Regions from separate parts of the Mus musculus genome. Here region 1 is linked to region 2. A link is a loop called in an ENCODE intact Hi-C map of the cell type or tissue named here. Cell type or tissue: left cerebral cortex. All regions are shown on one strand.

What was found. A loop is a pair of places that touch in the nucleus more often than their neighbours do. Peaks named below come from ENCODE experiments on the same cell type or tissue, not always from the same donor. Only the 100,000 strongest peaks of a DNase experiment are listed, where the experiment ranks them.
Region 1: it touches region 2 in a loop (4-fold over the local background); 25 of 42 quality-filtered maps call a loop at or near these places.

The regions. Positions count from the first base shown.
Region 1 is chr14:101,928,022-101,936,021 of GRCm38, forward strand. It overlaps Lmo7 (LIM domain only 7), which reads left to right. Exons shown (of 31, transcript NM_201529.2): 28 at 1,155-1,430; 29 at 3,151-3,259; 30 at 4,549-4,651; 31 at 5,875-6,672. The coding sequence ends at 5,897. Among named protein-coding and RNA genes, the nearest start is that of Lmo7, 200 kb to the left of the region's middle. In left cerebral cortex, no CTCF peak of the experiment used is centred here; DNase peaks (open chromatin) are centred at 3,141 and 3,347; H3K4me3 peaks cover 897 bases; H3K27ac peaks cover 1,362 bases.
Region 2 is chr14:101,778,560-101,786,559 of GRCm38, forward strand. The region is part of intron 1 of Lmo7 (LIM domain only 7); the gene reads left to right. Among named protein-coding and RNA genes, the nearest start is that of Lmo7, 53 kb to the left of the region's middle. In left cerebral cortex, a CTCF peak has its summit at 3,546; a DNase peak (open chromatin) is centred at 3,560.

The DNA.
Region 1 (8,000 bases), 150 kb after region 2:
GGTCAGTGGGCGGGCACTGAACAGGAGAGCAGACACACAAAAAAATGAATGGTTCTATGGGAAGCATTGGCTTACAGGCTATCACGTGATGAGGCTTTTACGGTTGTAAAAGAATAAAAACCATATTGTTCCCATTTTGAGGACTTCTATAGACGCCTGTAGTAACTTACATATGCAAATTTGTATGTATGTGTAATTATTTCCTTGCATATCTGAGAAAAACCTGTAAGGAGTCACAATTAAGGGTTGCTGCTTTGGAGGATTAGGGCGAATGTAGAAAGTAAGGGAAGAAGGAACCCTTGTCCACCCCCAGAAGACCCTTGCTTGCTTCTTGACCTATTCCCTATGGAATTTATATTGTAATGTTGCATTACTTACAATGTTAAGTAGAAAAGAAAAGAAGGAAAGAGAAGAGAAGAGGAAAGACCAAAACAATTATTATTTAAGCTTCTGGCTGGAAGAAAGATTTAAATGCACTAATAAACTCAACAGCTAGAGAAGCATTCATCATTCAGCTTTTGTAGAAAATCTAAATCCTGAATGCAGGGTGGCTTCTGTTTCCTGTAACGTAGACACTGAACAGTTGCTGACCCATTGGACTTGGGGTGGCGAATGGGAGTGTCCGAAGCAGGCCTGGGTTGCACTGGGGTCAGGGGACTTTGGTTTGAAGCCAGAGCCTCATCCATACACTCCAGGCTTGGACAATGTAACTCCTATGAGATTAAAAACATCCTTGTATAATGTTGTGAAGATTAAGTTAAATATGTCTGTGAAAATGTATAGTTCAATACTTATGTGCTTAAAATTTTCTGATTGGATTTTAAAAGACTGAGGCTTATATGTTGTAACTGTTTAAGGGATGAGTGACTGCTAGTATTAGCTTTTCTTTAAGAAGTAGTTTTCTCCCCACTTTGATACTTGGTCTTTTTGTCTAAGGACCTCTACAATGAAGGTTACCGAAATATGAGATGTTACAGTACCTCTGGTGCAGAACAATTTATTGTTAAGGGTATACATAACTGGAACCAGCTTAGTTGAGCCTAGAAAATGCATAAAGGAGGTCTTACATTCACCCCAATGGTGCATCTGTTAGGCAAGTTCCAGCAGTGTAACGTGACTCATGTCACTCCTGTGACCCCTGCCCTGTGTTTCAGAGGGGAGTCTCTGGACAATCTGGATTCCCAGCGGCCGGGTTCTTGGAGGCAGTCCCCTTGGCACAGCCAGCCTGCCGGGGTCTATGCGTCTTCCTCTGTCCAGGACTTCAGTCGCCCCCCACCTCAGCTGTTGTCTACATCAAACCGTGCCTACATGCGGAACCCATCCTCTGCGGTGCCACCTCCAGCCGGCTCTGTGAAGACCTCCCCAGGGTCTCCCTCTCCACGCAGCCATTCCCCTTCCATGTCACAGTCAGGCTCTCAGCTACGGAATAGGTAAGGCCCCTTGTGTGGTCCCTTTGTCTTAATTTTAAGGGTGTTCCTTCTTTAAAATCATCCAGTAAAGAAGAAAAGCAAGTCCTTTTGAGTGCATGGAATTGGGTGTTCCTGTATCAAAGCTGTTGAGAAGGCTTTCTCCTGCCTCTGTCTGCCGCCTGCCTAGTGTTTACAAATGTCTGGTAAAGGCACTGGAGATCTTTGACATGTCTGCACGTTGCCAGGCTCTCTGTTGCCCGTGCTTTTGGTCAGTGTCTCAGATGGCCGCTTTCTCTGGATAGATCACCATGTGGCATCACCAAACAAAACAGTAGCTCGTGAATGCTTTTCATATTTATGACCGAGAACAGTATTATGAAGTGTGTTGGACTTTTAATGGCACTTGAATAGAAGCTCATTGGAATGGAATGTGAAAGAAGAGCATGATAAGAAGGCTGCATAGCCTGGGTAGTTTCAGCAAACTGGATTTAAAGAAAACCATCCTGAAGGTTTGATCTTGTGTTTGGAGTCTTGGATTGCTTTGACTGTTACCCGATCTGCTAGCGTTCTGCTCCGGCCTCATCACTTGGCTCCTGTAGTTCGTGTGTTATATAGGGAGGTGGCAAAGTTAGGTAGCATCTCGCATGGCCATTTGCCTCTGGGCTATGGGGTGAAGCCCTGATGTCCGCGTGGGTTGTGTTTTCAGAGGTTCACAGTCGTCTTTAGTCATCCCAAAGGAGTTCTAGTTCCCATCACAAATACAATGATTAGGGGTAGAAAGCCATTTGTATTTGGATACTTTTAAGCTGTTAAGTAGTAGACTTAGATAAGAAAATGCCGTCTATCAGTCCAAGACAATGGTATGGTTACCAAGGTCCACAAACTATATTAGGGTGTTGAATTACAAGAGAAATGGTGAGGAGGCCAGTGCTTTAGTGTAGATGGAGTTTGCAGAGGACAGGAACTACCATTCACGGACTCTCCCACGGAGGGTCCATATGTGAGAATAGAACAGGAGAGGGCTTGGGGCAAGCCTTGGGATTTTCTGCCCAGGGAAGGTCTCTGTCCAGCAGATTGCTCTCTTCTCCAACTCTCAATAGCTATGCATCCCCTGCACTCCTTAGTGGGACTGTGGTTCTGTTTTCCTTCTGAGTGGGTGGGAAAGGATGGGTGAAGATGAAGGGGTTATCCCTTTAAAAGCACTAGGCAACCAGCCCCAGATGTGTAAATAAAACGGGAACCGCCATCCCTGGCTCATCCGCAGCTCTTAGGCAATAATGACATCCTTCTCAACAGAGGTGGAGCCAAGAATGTGTTTAGGTTTCTAACCAGAAAAGTGAAATAAGAAGGGCTAAAAAGTAACTCAGAGAAGGCAAACCACAGAGAATCAGATGGCCCTGAGGGTGGAATGCCCTGAGTGGAATTTTGTGTATCAGCCAACTGAATTAATTAGCAAGAGGATGTAACAGAGCAGAAATACTGGTGAGTCCATATGTAACCAAAGGGGGAATGCCATCAAAATCCCAAATGGACCAATTGCATCCCCTCGAGCCTCTATCAAGACAGTTCAAGGTATAGTGAAGGCATGCTTTAGTTGGCTGCAGAAGGTTTCTCTCCTACGGCTATCAAGATACTTTCTTAAGTTACCATTGTTGCTGCCGCCGATGCCGAGTGTGACTTTAAATGCCAACCTTGCACAGCACACGTGAAAGCCTCCGTTCCGTTCTTGTTCCGCATCTAGGTCAGTGAGTGGGAAGCGTGTGTGCTCCTACTGTAATAACATTCTGGGCAAAGGAGCCGCCATGATCATCGAGACCCTGGGTCTTTCTTATCATTTACATTGTTTTAAGGTGAGCCTGAGTCAGAGAGCTTGCCGCCGCTGCCAATGCCGATGCTACCACCACCGCTGCCGCTGGCCTGCCGCACTTTGCTTGGAGAGCGCATGGCTTCTATGAGCCCCGCCCCGGGTTGTGGATGTGCCACTAACAAGCTTGGTGCTGTTATCTGTCCGTCTGTGCCGTGCTGGTGTTGCAGATTGCTTGCTACCGCTTAATTTTCCAACCTGGAATCTTCTTTTATATGTTAGTCTGGAAGGCCTATGCTTTTTGTAGCTCAATATGCTAGAATTCTATAAATAAAATTTACAGTGCACAGTGTGTTCTCTAGCGTGCTGCCATGGGTAGACTTAAAATTTAATTTACCAGTGTTTTTAGCAACATGGAGACATGCAGTTATCAGTGTCTCAAACGATAGCTTTTAATAGTGTCTAGAAGGAAAACCACTGTAAATATTTTTACAATTGCATAGCCTGCCTGCCTATTCCTGATATTTTTGTTTTTTGTTTTCCTATATAGTAAAAGGTTCAGGCTGTAATTCTTTGTTTTATAGTGTCTAGGCCTATAAACACACATCAGGTTTCATTTTTGAGCTTTCATTAGGCCAGAAGAAAGTCTCCCTATTTTTGATCCTGGAATTCCAAAGTTAGCAGCTTGCTTAAGCATATAAATTTGTGCTGTATCCATGTAGAATAGACTGAGTCAGAACAGTGTTTGAACACACCCAACACAGACACACACACACACACACAGAGGGAGAGAGAAAAAGAGAGACAGAGACAGAGAGACAGAGAACACCAAAGCCCCTAACCTTGACATAAAGCACCCCTTATGGAATACTCAACCAGTGATGTCAAGACACTGGGAACGGTCCACTCCAGACTGGAATGCCAGAAACCCAGGTTGTTTTTCTCTCTGGTTCTTCCATGTTCGTTAGTATTGATTTCCTTGGAGCAATGAAGTCTGAATTTCCTTAAGCCAATCATCAATTTGTTTTCAAATTTCTTTACCCTCAGTAGATTTAGAATGATCATCTTGGCTCTCAAAATTTGCTTTCTGAGTTCTTAGTGTCTAATCTAGCAGGCTTGATTTAAATCCACTAATTGCCTTTTGGCCTCTCCCATCCCTTTGCTTTAATGTAGTATACCCAAGAGTTTCAAGGCTGCATCCTATAATCCTCTTGCTCACTTCCGTATATCCCATCATCCCCTGTGTCTCTCATCTTCTGAGAGAGCTCCAGGCTCTTTGTAGTTAACTAATTGTATATATATATATATATATATTTGTTTTTTTTTGTCTATCAGTGTGTCTCCTGTGGGTGTGACCTCGGAGGCTCTTCCTCAGGAGCTGAAGTCAGAATCCGAAACCACCAACTCTACTGCAATGACTGCTATCTCCGATTCAAATGTAAGAGAGCAAATCAGAGAGAAAATTTCTTGTCTTTTGAGGAGACCACGGGTTCCTATGTCTTTCCCTGAGCCTTGAGCTACCTCCTCTTCCTGAGAGTCCCTGTCATAGGGTCCTGGGCTCAGATCCTCTTCAAAGAGGCTGTGCAATGAGTTCCAGCCACTCAGGAGAGGGTTGTGGGGTTGGGGACCTGGAGGGGCTTGTATCCAGAAATCGGGACATTGACTCTGGTTTGCATAGATCCTGGAGAAACTTCTAATACCTCATGGAAAACAGGATACAGGGTTAAGGCAAGTCCTCTGAACAGACTTTGGTCTGCCTCCTGATTAAGGCTTCATCTTCATCATCAACTTATTTCCATATCTAATGATAAGACCTTAATGTGATTTATAATGTAATCAACTTTGAAAATGCTTGCATTACTATATAACCATGTATTATTCATATATAAAATTTTGAAAAAGAGAATTTTAATTCTGTCTATATGGTGTTTCAGTGTTACTGAATTAAAAAAATAAGTGTTACTTTCTTTTTAAGCATGTGTTTATGAGTATCTCATAGTGTAGGGTAGCATAACTCTGTTGTGTGTTGTTTATAGCCTCAGTAAGGAAGACAGCAGCTGTTGCTGTATATATATAGTTTTGAACCTTGATGCTGGTAACGTTTTTCTTCCTTGTTGTGAAAGGGTGGCACAAGTGGTATCTACAAACCTATTGCTTTTGAACTCAGAGGTATTTATGCGGTCCTTTATGTGCAGAGTGTTTGAAAATGATTTGAACCGGTCAACTCTCTTTTATCTGTCAGCAACTTCTTTCCTGGTTGTCCAGGCCTTCCTGGAACGCTGACCCTGAAGGTGGGAGAATGTCTAGGCTGGGCATGGGGTCTTGGCAGTGTGTCTGTGTGTGCACTTTTCTCTCTTAAACCCAAAGCCAAACATAATTGATTTTTGGAACCACTGCTCACGCCTTTTCTCTCCTTCAGTACGAGTAACAGAGAGTTGAAGGTTTTGTTTTTGTGTTCATTCATACTCTGTGTTTTACAAATAAAGAATTCTAGACCCCAGAGGCTGCAATTGCCTGCCTTTGTCCTAAGACTAAGCGGCAGGTAACTCTTCCTACCTCACTGGGCCACTCTGAGTGACGACTGCTTATGAACTCCCTTGAGCTGACATTCCCGTTTCTGAATCTGAGTGCTTTTCTCTCTTCTCTCCTTTGCCTAATCAGCTGGACGGCCAACCGCCATGTGATGTAAACCCCCATTCGAAAGCGCTGTTGCAGATAGAAGAGGAGGCGCTTGTCACTGATGCAGAGCTATAAAAAAAAAAATGCTGGATGGTTTTTTCCCCTCTTTTTTTTTTTTAAAGGAATAATCATTGCCTCGTTAAATGACATAGGAACACTGTGGTGTTGGTAGGACCTGTATTTTTGTTGTTTATTTATAAGAAGGTAATTATGTGTGTGTGTGTGGGGGGGGGAGGAGTGCAGTATTGACCTTTTAAATTCAGCATCCTAAAAGCACAAGTGGAAAAGAAAACTAAACAAAGCTCAAGAACTTAAAATCCTTCTCATACTCATATGATTAATGATCTCGTTTGACTCTCTAGTGGTTTTTCGAAGAAGGTATTTTATTTTAATTTTTTAAGTTCTTAAACATTATTTGAAATAGTTAATATAAATGTGTAACTGTGTTTGTTTATTATAATGTATTCTAAGTTAATGTGGATCCATATGAAAAATTTCACTTAAATCCACTCATAAATTTGCTTCTTTTGTGGTTTTCTTTACACGGAAATAATCCAATTGAAAAATAATTTTGCCTCTCTGTAATGTTTTATTGGTTTGAGGAGGGCACTCAATTTTCTTTACAAGGACTGTTGATGCTAAGCAAATGCCAGGAGAGGGCTGTTTACTTTCAGTAATGAAAAATATCCATGGCTTGTATACCAGTGATTTCCTCCAGAAACACGTGAGCTCTTCTGTTCCGCTGCCTTTGTAAATAAACTTGGTGATGCATTTAAGGAATGCTTTTTAAAACTCTTTATTGTTTCTAATTATTTAATGCGTTTGTGTTTCTAAAGTATGTGGTGTGTATGTATGTGTGGTGTCTGTGTGTGTGGCATGTGTATGTGTGTGTAAGAAGGTAATTATGTGGCAGGTGTGTGTGTGGCATCTGTATGTGGGTGTGTATGTGTATGGAGTCTGTGTGTGTGTCATATGTGTGTGTGTGTACCACAGGCACGTGAGTGTTTGTGGAGGCCAGGGGAGGGTGTTGGGTTACCTGGAGCTGGTGGATGAGAGACATCCATTATGGCACTGGAAACTGAGCTCAGGCCCTGAAGAGCACCAAGCTATCCTCCTGGCGACCCTGCCCCAAGGCCCCCTCTCATGCCTTTTAATTCTATTTAAGTGTGCACACCTTCTTTATTACATCTTACATATCTTTACTAAGGAGCAATTGACACATAAGACAAACTGCATATGTTTATATTCAGTGTGTATAACTTGGCAAGTTTTGGTGTGTGACTTCCTGCTACACTATTCCCACAACCACGATGGTTCTGTAGAAGTTTAATCTTAATCAATAATTTTATTTCCGATAATGTTATGATTTTGAATGTGCTTTTATGGCAATGGAAGTGGCTGTTGGATCAGCTTTTAAAGATCTATTCTTTTTTTTCTCCTAGGGAGTTTGGAAAAATATCTAGAGCAAAAGCAGTGCTTTAAGACAAGAAATATGGATCAAAAATAGCTAATATAAAATGTTAGTGAGCTTTGAATAAAAATATAAGGACCCTTGGCTCCTTGGTAAAAATGCAAATACTGCGAGAGCTATGTTAGAGGAGGCTTAAAATACATACTAAAGCGTTAATACGGGAGGAAAATAAGAATCAGTTCCAGAGTGTTTGGTTGCTGAGTAATTCTTTTTATTTCCAGTTATTAAAGTAATATGTACCTATTAAGGACATTTTGCCAAATTCCCCATAGCATTTGGAACGTAGCCTACAGCTCCAAACGCCAACGAAAGCACCAGTGTTTGAACTCATTCGGCATGCGCGTGTTTATCCTGCGACTTAGCTAACACTGGCTGAGTTTTCCATAGTCTTTTTTAAATTTATTTAATTTTATTTGTAATTCAGTTTTTACACTCGCTATTCTGTTTCCCGCCCCTCCCTGTCCACCCTCTGACTGCTCCACATCCCACACCCCCTCCCCCACCCCACCTGACCTCTAAACTCCCTGGAAGTCCTTTTCATCATGCATGTTACTCAAGCATTCTACCCCAGGTTATACCCCTAAGTCTCTGTTTCTTTTTATTTAATTTTTATTGGTATTTTTTTTATTACACACTG
Region 2 (8,000 bases):
AGATGAAGCTGGCCTTGAACTCACAAACATCGCCAGCCTCTTCCTCCAAGATGCTGGGATCAAAGGCCTGGGTCACCACGCCCAACTCAGATACTCTTTGTCTTTTTGAGAATCCAAGGCTTCTGTGTTGCCTGTAGTCTTTCCAACTTCCAGAGGGCCTATGAAGTCTAGAAGCTTCTAATTCCATGACTTTTGCTTCAACTTCAGCTACGTTCTTCTGTGCTCTAGTTGGCTGTAGTCATATCCTAGAGAGTCTTTCCCATCATTAAATGATTGCGTTGTCCCCTAGCTTGACTCAACAGCTTCGTCTTCACAGTACTCAGCTCCTCTCTACTGTCTTCCTTCCGCTCCGTGCCGTGGTTTGCCCAAGCCAGGAGTCTTCATGAGACCATTCTCAGATGGATTTTTTTGTCCTCTTACGTCACTTTGGGAAATCTCCAAGTGTTTTTGATATTATTTGTGTCTTTGTAGGTTATTAATTCAAACATTTTTTTAATTTATTATTTTTGACACTTTATTATGTGTATGTGATGTTTTCTGCACTTTCATCCTGCATCTCCCCCACCCCCCAACCCTTCCCTCCAACAATGCCCCTGACCCTTAGTGAGGGGTTGAGCCTCATGCACCTCTCCTTCATGTATGCTGAAATGGTGATGGGCCAGTCTTGCTCAGGTCTCCTGCAGGAAACCACAGCTGCAGTGTGTTCGGGAGGGCAGTGGTCACATCGTTTGTGTCCAGAAACCACTGCTTTGTAGCACTCACCTTCAACCTCTATCTTCAGTTTTGTTTTGGGGAACAAGGCTAGCTTAGAAGTCATTGTCCCCAGCTTCCCGAGTGCTTGGATTACAGGTAGGTGCAACCATGCTTGGCTTAGACTAGGTCTTGAATGATCTCAGAAGCCCGTGTGTTAAAGATGTGCTCACCAGAGTCCTGGTGTTTGGAGAGGTCATTGGAGGTATGTTTTAGAGAGTCATTTTGGCATACTGACTCCTTCTTTTACGTTCTTTGCTTCGTGACTGTGAGGAGAGTAATTTGACATTACTATAGGCTCCTTCCTTGTTCTGCCTTGGCACACCCCAAACAACTGGGGCTCATGGGTAATGGACAAGACCATCTACAAATGGAAGCCAAAGTGAGCCTTCCCTCATTATACGTTAATCATCTATCGCTAGGATTTCACTATGGTGATGGAGCATTGATGACCATCTTGTTTGGTTTATAGAAGTTAGAGTCCACAGGTTGCAGTGTATATTCTTGTAGAAATCTCTCTGCCCATCGTGAGGATTGCCAGTGGGTTGTTTTTGTTTAGTTCTTCTCATCATGGTGGTGAGCAGTCGGGATCATTTAGTGAATGTAGTTATAATGGTGGGTCAGGTGCATGCTTAGCCTTATTATTATTATTATTATTATTATTATTATTGTATTGGAATTAGTACAGCGCACCTTAGGGTCCAACAGCATAATATTCATATTCATTATATAAACTATTATGGTTCTCATCTCTTACTGGTTTTGACTCCACAGCTTTTCAGACTTGCCGTATTGTACAAATACAGGCGAGTAAATAATGAAGGGCACTATGAGGCTTTGTGCAGCCCTGACATTTGTTCTATTTTTAGGCTATTTCTGGACTCCGGGCTTTCATCATGCCGCTATTAGGAAATTCATCAAACTTTCATATTGCCTGCGCTGGGCTCCATTGTCTGTGGCTGCCATCTGCTCCGCTCGGGGCGGCCTGATGATTATTTCATGTGCTCCTGCAACCCTCCTGTCTTCGCTGCTCTTCAGCCTCTTCAGCTTTTTCGTTCTTTGCCTCTGTTCTCTGTTCCTGGGTGTAGGAGAATTGTCACTTTTCTGAGGAGGAGGGAAACTTTAGTGAACATTGCTGTAGGTCTTTGCTCTCTCTCTGACTATTGCCAGGTTTTCCCTTGTCTCCGTCTCTCTTTTGCCTGAGCCAAATTCAAATTTTTAAGGACTTAAAAGATTTAAAAATGAATCACAATCACTTGTTGCACATGTACTGTGGTGCGTGAAGATCACCTGACACCTCATGGTGATTCCTGACTTCAGTAAACTTTTGGTCTAGGACAGAAAAGAGTGGCCTTAAGAATGATGAATTAAAGCTATTGTAATTCCCGGGTTGCTGGCTTAGTAACTCAGAGTCTCAGAAGGTGCTGGGAGGAAAGGGTTGACTCAGGAACATTGGTCTTTGTGGAGGCCGTGGAGAGAGGCCGTTTGAACTGTGGAAATGGACTAAGGAAAGCACTGAGCCTTTAGGAAGGTCAGAGTTTATGGGTCGATGTGACTTTGGGAAAGCCAAAGCAAGATGGCTATTTTTAAGGAGTACAAAGTAGAGTTTTGAAAAGTATTCAAGAGACAAAAGATTAAGGCCGAGCCATGCTTCCACCCTTCCATCCATCCATTCATCCATCCATCCATCCATCCATCCATCCATCCATCCATCCATCCATCGATTGGAGGAGCCTGTGTTCATATCTGTGCCAGGTGCAGAACCTGAGTGGGTGGGGCATGTGGCCGCGGAGCAGCGAGGAAGGGCAGAGCCTCTGAGGCTTGAGTTTAAGCAATGCAGAAAATGTAAATCCTAGGATTTCAACAGAAAGTGAGGTGTGCATGGCTCTCTGAGGACTGTTCACCCAATCGGGTTGGAGACGAGGAGTGAGGCAAGATTCTTCTAGATGACATACTCAGCTGGGAGAGTAAAGTTGAGGCAGAAGGATCCAAGGACAGGCCAGAGCTAGATGACTAACACCATTTGCCTCTGTGAGAAACATTTGTAAGGCAGGCGAACCCCGCCCCAGAGTTTGACACAAAGAGTGGTTTACGGCCAGGGTGAAGCAAATCACCCTGTTAGAGCTTTCCTGATTAACCCATGCCCTGCCGCTTCCCATCCAGTCCCACCCTGCCACAGGCCCGCCCAGTTCGGATGCATAGTCAAGCGAGGATCTGAACTGCCTGCCACATGGTAATGCTAGGCCGGGGAAGCAGATCTCTGTGTCCGTGAGCCCCAGGAAAGTCTCCTGTTGGGGGAGGGAAATTGTCAAGAGGACTGAGAAGACTCTCAGAAGTCTTAAGTTTGGCGTCTGAACACTTCTTAAGTCAGGGTTTCTTTCTGTAAAAATGCATATACATTTGTAGTCTTGAGGATTGAAGCCAGGCCTACACCTATACTTGGCTAGTGTTGTGGCATTGAGCTATCTGTCAGGCTTCTCTTAGAACTACGGAGGGTCATAGATCTACAAGTAAACTGATTCTCTACTTTAATATACAAACTTTTACGTACAAAGTGTCAAAATCTATCCGAGTGAACCAACAATGCTCCTGTGGGAACACTCTAGAAGCCTTCGTATACTTAGTAAAGGCTACAGTTTTGCAGTATTATAAAAATATTTCTCACTTTCACCAAATACAACCTTATGTTGTGTTTTAAACCTCACAATGAGCTGTTTTGTTGAAATTCTTTTTAGTAATGTGCCTGGATCCAGTCATTAATATTTAGACTCCTGCAGTACTGAGAACATACCAGACAGTGGCAGCAAAGAACAGAGACGGATTTCAGGCTTTGTTTCGTTTGTCCTCTAAGGAAGAGTACTGTGGAGGTGACAGTTTGGTGCAAATTTGTTCTCTCATAAGGAAGCCCGAAGTACCTGTTTAAAATCAAACACATACCAGAGGAATCCAGGCTTCTTGGCAGGTCCTAAGTCCTTCCCATCCAAACAGTTTGTCTTGTAGTCATATCTCAGTGACACACAGAGTCAGAGGAGAACTTCTAGGCCAGCCCAAGACATTTGAATCAGAATCTTCCAGAGAAAGGCCTACAAACTTGGCTGTGTTTCACTAACTCTGCAGACAGTGAGTCTCTACACTCAGTTAAGAGTTGACAAGTTAGTCCTTCCTATGGAGCATCATGAGTCTATGAGGTGGTGTTCACAAACCAGGCAAGGAGACAAAGGGCATCAGGAACATCCCTCCACACGGCTGTTCATCACTCAGGACCAGGCACTCTTGGTTATGACGTAATGCTGTCCGGATACTGTTCTCCATTTTCAAAGAGAACTTATAGTTCTCAGCATACTGCGTCAGCGTTGCTAAGGGAGGTCACTGGGTTTCCTGAAGAAGGATTCCTAAGGCCATCAGTATTTGGGGAAGAAACCCAATTAATCAATGTCTATGGGTTAAGTATACGGTACATTATATGTCTTAAGTAAGCTCCAAAATGGTGTTTAAAAATTATTCTCTACCTTTTAAACAAATCACCCTAGTAAGTACAAATAAAACTAGTTCTTGGTCAAGGATATTTTAAATTAGTAAGTTAAACTTTTGAGGTGAACTGGAAACGTGATTGAGATCTCCTAAGGCTCAGAAAGAGTCTAAAGGAAAGAGCTTAGCATCTGAGTTGCTTGAGGAAGGGATTTCTTAGTAGTCCTGTAGTTGGAAGTGTGGCTCACTCACAGAAGACAGCTAGTGGAAGTTTGTATACCCAAGAGCTGGGGCCCCATTTGTTATACTTTTAGGTATGTTTTAGATCTCGTGTGTTGAAAACTAACAAAGGAAGTTATGGAAAAGATAATAAATGGACTGCAGAGATCTTAATTCTGTGGAATTGTTACCCACAATGCAAAGGAGACACATCATGACCTTTTTTGTCGGGCTTCTTTCCTTCTGCCTATTTCCAAGAATCATCCATGCTGTATCGTGTATCAGCACTTCAATATTTCACTATATGGTTTTAATTGTAGTCAATTTATTCATTGATTGATTGATAAGCTTTTAGGTGGCACCCACTTCTTTTGCTTAACATGAGCAAGGCTAAATAAATATAAATGTTTGTGTCTGAGATTTCATGTGGAAAAAAGGTTTTCATTTTCTTTGAGATCAAAGTAGGGATAGAATTGTAACTCTCTCCTTGCTTCCTGGAATTCCTTGTTGAGTTGGTTACTGGGAGCTTGACAAGTAGATTCCTGAAGAACTGTGTCACTGTTGATCAGTGCCACAGACAACCTTAGGAGTAGACATCCATGAAGAGTCGTTGAGTGGGATGTTTATGTCACAGACATACGAACTCCGTCTCTCGATGCCAAACTTACACTGAAGAGTGAATTGTATCATTGTCACCAAAGGGTAGACCTCTCAATTTGAAGTCCATATAGGACTAAGTAGTGACTCTTCACCTGAAACTGTAATGTAGCCACACCATTTCTAAAAATGAATGTTTCCCACAGTGATGACTCTCACGGGAATTCACGGGGAGCTAGGCAGGCCATTGTTGAGACTTGTTCATGTGTGTGAGACATTTCTGTACAAAACAACAGCATCTTTTGACTCTTGAAAACCCATGATTATATTAAGCATTATAACTATACTTGAAATATTCTGATAATGGATGCTCACATCCACTTACGACTTGTATACCCACTACTTAAAAACTTGTTGATCTGGAAAAAAATAACTCATGCAGTAGTCAGGGCTTTGGGGAGACTTTTTCATGAATACTTTCTATCCACTTGCAACAGTTTAAATTGGAGTATGGACCTATGTTTGGAGACAAAATTTAATCTTTATAAGTAGTAGGTGCTAGCAAAATAGACGTGTTTAAGAGGAACACATTTGGGGGTTTGCTGTCTCCAGAGACCTTAACTTGTGGCTAACAGGGCTCATGTGGTCTTGGTTTTGTGTCCCAAGCAAATTTGTGCCTACTATCAGCACTGGAGGGAATCTTCCTTTCTTGTAGTTTCACTTAGTCCTTCCCATTGGTGTTTATCTTTGGGCTCCATCACTATAGCCACTTAGAGCGATTAGCTTGAGCTATAAGATTAAAGTGGATTATGGCGCTTGGGGTGTAACTTGTCCTGCATCAGAAATTATTTTACTTCTTTTCTTTGCTCAAGGAATGTAGCCTAGCTGGCATTTGGCTCCATAATGACTGAATGAGAACCTCAAGTGTTTAGACTGTTTCATATTTTTGCTGTTTCTTTCCCTGTGTGGGCCCGTGCCTGAGGAACTTGCATTGGGAGGTGTAATTACTACACCCACTCTTAGAGGAAGGTCTTGAAGAGGGCAATGGCTTTGGAAAAATTTTTAGACTTGTGACCACCATGAAACATTGTATTCTGTTTAGAATTGGTGATCTGTGCAATTCTGATGACCACAGACTTGGAAGACTTGTGAGTTGGCTTTGGTTTTGCTATCAGATGATATTAGTATTGGCAGAAATAGCTCTGGTACATTCCAGAATATTATGTAGTACAATGCCAAGGTTTAATAGAGGCTAGTGATTGGGGAATCATGCCCCTCAAAGCTATGTTATTTGCTGAATATACAATATCATTTCACCAATTCACATGCTACAACTCAGAGACTTAACCACAGTTCACAGAGGTGCCTAGCCTTAAAATACCATTTTGCCCACACATTTCAAAACAGGGTTAGACTCTTAAAGGGGAAATGAATTTTTCAGTTTATTTTTTATTAATTTTTCAGTAAATGGACAAAATAATTTTTTTAAAAGATTTTATTTATATGTAAGTACACTGTAGCTGTCTTCAGACACTCCAGAAGAGGGAGTCAGATCTCATTACGGATGGTTGTGAGCTACCATGTGGTTGCTGGGATTTGAACTCCGGACCTTCGGAAGAGCAGTCGGGTGCTCTTACCCACTGAGCCATCTCACCAGCCCCCAATTTGTTTATTTAGAAGACAGTTTAACAGGGAAGCTAGATTCTAGTCCAGGAAAACTTTCAAATTAACAGGTCCACCATGGTACAAGCTCTGGTTTAAAGGGTTATTCCCACCTACCAAGGGTGTATCACCAAAGTGTCTTAGTTATGGTTACTATTGCTGTGATGAAACACAATGACCAAAAACAAGTTGTGGGGGAATGAGTTTATTTTGCTCATAGCTCAAGGCAAGCCTATCACTGAGGAAAGTCAGGATAGTTATGGAAGGAGGAGAGGACCTGGAGGCAGAGGCTGATGTAGCTGCCATGGAGGAATGCTGCTTACTGGCTTACTCCCATGGCTTGCTGAGACTGCTTTCTTAAAGAACCCCCAGGACCACCATCCCAGGGGTGTCCCCACCCATAATGGGCTGGGCTCTCTCCCATTGGTCACTAGTTCAAAAATAAAATGCTTCCTAGACTTGTCTCCCTATAGCCTGATCTTCCAGATGCGTTTTCTCAGTCAGCGTCTCCTCCTCTCAAGATGACTTCTCTCAGATGTCAAGTTGACCTAACAAGCCAGAACACCAGCGTGACACCAGTGTTTTCCCAGACCTTGATTTTTAATCCTTGAGCAACTGGCAGATCTAGGATTTGTTTCTCACCTGTGGGAGTTGTGGGCTATGTGAGTTAAGTGAGCCTTGGAATGAAAGCTGTGTCTTTCTCCAAAACCTAAGTCACACTCTTCCCCTGGAGATCAACCTCATGTAACCCAAAGCTTTATCTTCTTGCCTGGATGTAGTCCTAGGAGGAATACTTGGATTTCCCATGAGTGCTGAGCACGCACGGGTCAGCTGCATCTTAGCCAGGGAGGAGCTGAGTGACATAGAGCCTGTGGTAGGGACTGGGGAGCGTGAGGCACAGGAGGGAGGATCCTCTCTCTACTTAGAGGTCACCAAATTGAATGTTCAAAGCTTGCTGACCCAAGTCTCAATGTCAGTAAGTTTTCTGTAACTTACTTTTCTTTATTTGTAAACTTGGGTATATTGGTTACTTTTCTGCTTGTTCTGACAAGGAAGAACAACTTAAAGGAGCAGGGATTTATTCTGCCTCATGGTCTGAGGGGATTCTCTTCATGGTGGTAGGCTGTCAATGCAGGAGCTTGAGGCTGCTGATTTGTACCTTCGTAGACCTGGAAGCAGAGACAGGAAGCAGGGAAAGCTACAAATGCAAAGGTCTCTCGAAGTCTTCACTTCTCCTGGGGAGGCTGCATTTCCTAAACAGTCCACAACTTCCAAAAACAACATCATCTAAGGACCATGTGTTC